Linked DNA regions of Homo sapiens: region 1 is linked to region 2. Evidence: chromatin loops called from intact Hi-C (ENCODE). Cell type or tissue: sigmoid colon. All regions are shown on one strand. Links, peaks and the distances in the headings refer to the core of each region. The heading gives the core; the rest is flanking DNA. Region 1 overlaps SLC35D2 (solute carrier family 35 member D2). Region 2 holds the start of PRXL2C (peroxiredoxin like 2C).

Region 1 (2,909 bases), core at 185-2,684, 310 kb before region 2:
CTGTCACTATGGAGAATGTCCACACGTCCTGAGAGACTTGGCCTCCACCGCTCCACTGGGCCTCAGATCTTACCACTAATTTACCATTTTATTTGTCTCTCACCAGCAGCAGATACGGTTTCAGGGCAAATGCTGAAAGAACAACACCTTCCCAAAATTCAAATGTGGATCCTGGAATATTTAGAGGTAAAATGGCGTGATGGCTGGGATAGGTTTTAAAATACTCCAGAGGAACAAAAAGCTGGGGATGGATGAGGACAGATAAAATAAGATGGCAAAATGCCAAAGTGTTGAAGCTAGGTGGTGGGTCCCTGACAACTCATTGAATTACTCTATTTTGTGCATGTTTCAAAATGTCCGTAATAGAAAGTAACAAATAAATAAACAAACCTATGTTTTAAAATGATCAAAATCCCCTTCTAGGGTAAGTAGCTCTCCCAGGGTCCCCACATTAGCAAAGGGGGATATGGAATTCAAACTCAGATTTGTATTGTTGTTTTCCAAAAAGTACCAAGTCCAGAGTTCTTGGCTCTCCTTGATATGTGGCTAAGGATAAATGCCAATGCAAGGGTAGTGCCAAAAGGTGTTACTAGGGATATCAAACATCTTGTTATCATGTACCCTCCTGGTAGTCCTAGCTAACTTTACACTTTTTGTTTCAGTGCATATCAAATGTTAAATATTAAATTTTTTAAAGCCAGCTAAGGAAAACTGTAATGATTGTCATCAGCTCACCTGTTGCAGGTCTCCAGTGGAGACACTAATAATAAGAGTTGGGATAATCATGAAGCAGGCATTGTAGAAAAGTACTCCGTATTTCCCTAGCTCCTGCAAAAACAAAAATGTAAAAACCACTCAGTTTCAGAAACGTGAGGCACAGATTTCCTGGAGCCATTTATACAACTGCATATTCATGCGAAGTTAGAATGTGCATTCTGAGCAACTCTTTTGGAATATTTTCAGCAAATTTCTGACATAAAATGCTTTGGTTTGAGGGTACTGAGATTTTGGAATAAACATTTGTTTTACACCAAAACTACAGAGAAAACGCATGGCAGTGGGAAGCCTCTAGGGTTCCATTCATCTCCAGCATTCTAATTATGTGGGGTTTTTTTTAAAGCATGTAATTCAAAATGGGAAATCTGGAACAAAATAAAGAACATTAAAAATGTTAATATAAACAAAACTCTTTAAAAACATCTGCTCTTTCCATTAAAGGACAGCAGCATCATATATTTACTTTCATTAAAGTGGCCACACCACTTCACCATTTTCAAAAAAGGATGACATATTGTGATCCTCAAAAGACAACAAACCTGTTTTTGCAAAACTTCTACCGTTAAAAAAAAAAAAAAAAAAAAGGCCATGCAGGGGAAAAAAAAAAAAAACAGAGCAGATAAAAAAAAAAAAAAAAGAGCAGATTAAAAAAAATAGCTCATGGAAATAAGCCTGTTGGTCAGAGTGAACTCCCTCATCCAGCACAAAGAGCTTGGAACAAAGAAACATATGCCTGACTCATCCTCCGGGCTTCCTTGTAACAGCTGGGGGTGGGGGAGGGATGGGGGAGGGGGAGGGATGGGGCCTCCACGTGACAGGCAGCCACACAAAAGCAAAGCTCCTCTGCCCCACCCCTCATCATCAGAAGCAGCAGCTATTGCTGGACAAGACCTTACAAATTATCCATTGCAGTCATTTCATTCCACAGATAAGGAAACTGAAGTTTGGAGAAGTTAAGGTTCAAAGTCACAACAGTCAGTAAGTAGAAAAACTTGTGTCTGTAGCCCACATCTCCAGACTCCAAACTAGCGCTCTCTGAACAAATATCGTGACCCCTGACCTTGCCTTGGTGATTGATGATGCTGGTAAAAAAATTAATTTGCCTTTCAGAATAATCCCTTTTTATATGTTCTGAGTGTGCATCTAAACTAGTGGCTTTTCCCATCATATCTCATTTTCACCCAAAATTTCGCAAATAATAACTTATACAGACAAGATAATTGAAAATAAGGAATTTACAGGTCATATTATATAAATTAAATTACATTCCAACTGTACACATTCATTTTCATTTTTCATATAATTCTAGGGGCCAGATGACAGAGCCAAAAAGCCATAGGCAAGGTCTGGTACCTTTGGGTCCATTTTCTGTTTGGTATAAACTCCATTTGCTGCTGTGAAGATATCATTCAGGAATACAAAAATATAGCCTTCTAAGTTAAAAGCAAGGTCAGACCTGGGAGGGAGACCACAAAGGGAGAATGATTACTCAAAAACTCACAACTTGGCCTCCAAGCCCGCCTGATCTACCTTTCCCTAATCAAACCCACTTTTCTGTGGCACACTTTCCCCGCTTTGTGGTAGTGAATGATTAATTCCTCTGCTTTGCCTCCAGACAAAAACCAAACCAGCCCATCAGATGGCTTCGACTCAATCGTGAATGGCTTAAAACCAGAGCGACATTAAGCATCTTCCTTCAACTGCAACCCCTTTCTTTCGCTAGCTGATGAATCCACATAATAACTGGTGAGCCCTGACTTTCCTAAGGGGAGTGATTCGCCCCGATCCACCCAGGGGCTCTGCTTATTGTAGTGAACAGGGCCACCTCCAGGGTGCAGCCAGTGAGGGGCAGCTGGGCAGAGGCTGGGTAAGAGGGGTCGCATGAGGCAGCCACACCTCCATCTGGTGCCCAAACCGCACCCCGTCCATCAAAATGGCAAGGCAGGTATCCATCCTTCTATGTGACCCCTCTATGGCTCCTTTCTTCCCATTCTTTTGAAACAGCTTCTCTTCCATTTCCATTATAAATAGCACCAGCATAAATACGTTTGGGGATCTATGACAGGAACAAGAGGAAGAGCAATAGCTGAGCCATGATGTGGCCCACCCACCTGCACTTGATCGTTGCAGAC
Region 2 (2,909 bases), core at 305-2,804:
AATTTCGGCTCACTGCAACCTCCGCCTCCCGGGTTCACGCCATTCTCCTGCCTCAGCCTCCCGAGTAGCTGGGCCTACAGGCGCCCGCCACCAAGCCCGGGTAATTTTTGGTATTTTTAGTAGAGTCAGGGTTTCACCGTGTTAACCAGGATGGTCTCGATCTCCTGACCTCGTGATCCGCCCTCCTCGGCCTCCCAAAGTGCTGGGATTACAGGCGTGAGCCACCGTGCCCGGCCGCACAGTTATTTAATCAATGTTATTTTTTCACATCCTGATTGACAAGGTCTGCTGAAAGAACATCTGTTTTATAAAGGCTGCTCAATGCCTTTCCTCAAAAAGCTCACTTGGGCACAAACCTATCTGTGCCTCAAGAAAAACAACTATGTGGTTTGTCCTAGGGACATGGAACTTGCAGCCTATTAACATAAACATTTGCACCTTTACGATATATTAGTATTTTCCCATAATGAGCAGCTATTTGGAGTGTAACAAAAAATAAAGGGAAGAAAATAACCATTTCCAGCATTTGTTTTAGGGCATTATCAGTCAACATTTGAGAACAGGCACTAGGTTACCAGGCAACACCACAATTGTTAGTACGTTTACCACCAGGCAGCACCCAATGAGTTAGGGCAGAAATAGATCTCTGACGTCTCACTCCTTTTGGAGGGGCGAGGGTGGAGAGAGCTGCGGGGAGGGGCAATCCAGGCTGCAAGTTCCGCGCTGGAGCCGCGTCCTCCCCCGCCCCGCTCGCAAGGTCTGCAGAAGCGGGCACTGGGCCGCCCACGCTGGGAAACTCACTTGTAAGAAACTCCTGGGGATTTTGGCCAGATCCTCTACGTATTCCTTGCAGATGTAACACAGGAAATGCTGAAAGCCAAAACGGCAGAAAGGGCAAGTTAGTAAAGCAGCACCCTCGGGCCCCGAAGGATCCCTGTACTTCGCCGTGCGTGACGCGAGCAAAGGCGACGCCCGCGGGGCCGGGACCGGCGGCTCGGGCGCCCGGCGCGTGGGAAGCGGGCCTCGCCCTCGCCCTCTCCCTGCCCCGCCCTAGTTGGGAAGCGGCCGCGACTGGGCAGGCTGCCTTCCCGTTTCCGTCCTAAGAAGCAGGAGGCGCGGCTCGCATCCCGGCAGCCTGCCCGGGACCCTGGGCCGCGCTTCCCTTCCAGCCCCGCCGCCCGCTCACCCGCACGAACACCACCACGGCGCGGCGCTCCCGGAACAGCGCGCCGAACGGTACCCGCTGCCCGCGGGCGTCCAGCACCGGCAGCTCGGCCACGGCGGCCGCCAGGGGCTGCCCGCTGTCGGGGCCGCTCGGGGCCGGGACCAGGGCGGCGGCGCCGCTAACCTGCCGCGTGACCGGGGCCGGCGCGGCCATGACGCGGGGCGGCCGAGGGCCTGGGTCCGCTCTGTCAGCGCGGACCGGGGCGGGGCGCGCAGAGGTTGGGCGCGGGGGGCGGGGCGGGGCGTGCAGAGGTGGGGCCTGGCAAGTCACGGTTTCCGCGGCGCGGCGCGGGCCTGGGAGCTGTCGGAGTGAACCCCACGGGCGGTTCTGACTCAGCTCTCAGGGTAGGGGACAGAGAGAGAAAGTAAGGTCCGTCCACGGCGAGCAAGCATTATTGAGGAAGAAAGCCGCCCGCGCCCTCCATGGCCACCTGAGCGGATGTTCTCACCTATTCGAGAACTAATGGGTGTATGTGTAAAAGGTGGGCTAGGGCCAGGCCCACGTTTTGTAAACACACAGGCCGGGCCTGTAATCCTAGCGACTTGGGAGGCCGAGGCGGGAAGATCACTTGAGGCCAGGAGTTCGAGACCAGCCTGGGTAGGTAACAGAGGGCAACGCCATCTCCGTTTTTTAAAAAAATAAATAATAAAAATAAAGAAATAAAAGGTGAGCTGGGTGGGATGAGGATGATGAAGTTAGATGACTTAGCAGCTGTTTTGTAGAAATCCCACACTTCCAATTCAGTTTCTCCTGGGGTGGGTAGGCAGGCATAGGGAAATCTGGGGATCTCAGCCTTTGTGAGACCAAACTGGCCCTGGATTTAGAGGTTCATCTTTCTCTGGGGTTTCTCATGGGTGCTAACTGTGTGTCCAAGATTTCCAGAGCAGGACCAGATAACATTCAGGCTCTTTGTCTTCATAAGTTTACTCACTCTTGTGTATGGATTTGGGGTTCAGAAAGTACATCCTTTATCTATGGCCTTTGTTGAGCTGAAGAATATTTCTGGGGCGGAGTGCTAGGCAGGTCTATGTGACTGATGTGACTCTGCCACAAAGTGCAGGAAAGGGGGATGCTGCATCCTCTGGCTTTCACCTGTGTGAAGATTTTATACTTTATTGAGCACACATTAAGTGCTCTGTTTGAGAAGCTCTGCAGCGTGTTTACAAAATTTTAAGCATAGATCTGTTTCTAAGTCAAGATAGTTTCTTTCTGAGACAGGGTGTCGCTCTGTCGCCCAGGCTGGAGCATTGGCACGATCATGGCTCACTGCAGCCTCCACCTCCTGAGCTCAAGCAGTCCTCCTGCCTCAGCCTCCCAAGTAGCTGTGATCACAGGCATGCACCACCATGCCTGGCAAATTTTTTTTTAGATTTGTTTTTGTAGACACAAGGGTCTCCCTATGTTGCCCAGGCTGGTTTTGAACTCCTGGGCTCAAGCAATCCTCTTGCCGTGGTCTCCCAAAGTCCTGGGGTTACAGGCATGAGCCACTGGGCCTGGCCAGGAGCTTTATGAGTTTTTGGAAATAAATGCATGACCAAAGTGCAGGCTGATGAATAGCACTCACAACAGGCAGTTTGCCAGATGTCACCAAATTTATTGTAAGCAGTGTTTTGGTAAGCAGAAATTGATATACAGATAAGAATGGTGGTATTTTGGCAGCTCTGATTAATTGCTGGTATCAATG

What was found. A loop is a pair of places that touch in the nucleus more often than their neighbours do. Peaks named below come from ENCODE experiments on the same cell type or tissue, not always from the same donor. Only the 100,000 strongest peaks of a DNase experiment are listed, where the experiment ranks them.
Region 1: a loop joins it to region 2, with 3 times the contacts of the local background. A loop is called at or near these places in 14 of 110 quality-filtered maps.

Annotation. Positions count from the first base shown.
Region 1 is chr9:96,343,169-96,346,077 of GRCh38, forward strand. SLC35D2 (solute carrier family 35 member D2) reads right to left here. Exons shown (of 12, transcript NM_007001.3): 7 at 2,131-2,233; 8 at 736-828. SLC35D2-HSD17B3 (SLC35D2-HSD17B3 readthrough) reads right to left here. Exons shown (of 26, transcript NR_182427.1): 7 at 2,131-2,233; 8 at 736-828. Among named protein-coding and RNA genes, the nearest start is that of SLC35D2, 39 kb to the right of the region's middle. RefSeq lists an enhancer at 1-358. In sigmoid colon, for the core only: no CTCF peak of the experiment used is centred there; a DNase peak (open chromatin) is centred at 1,593; H3K27ac peaks cover 312 bases.
Region 2 is chr9:96,653,904-96,656,812 of GRCh38, forward strand. PRXL2C (peroxiredoxin like 2C) reads right to left here and starts at 1,414. Exons shown (of 6, transcript NM_153698.2): 1 at 1,187-1,414; 2 at 802-870. The coding sequence starts at 1,378. RefSeq lists silencers at 953-1,022, 1,163-1,372, 1,413-1,502. In sigmoid colon, for the core only: no CTCF peak of the experiment used is centred there; DNase peaks (open chromatin) are centred at 748, 1,068 and 1,508; H3K4me3 peaks cover 1,792 bases; H3K27ac peaks cover 1,478 bases.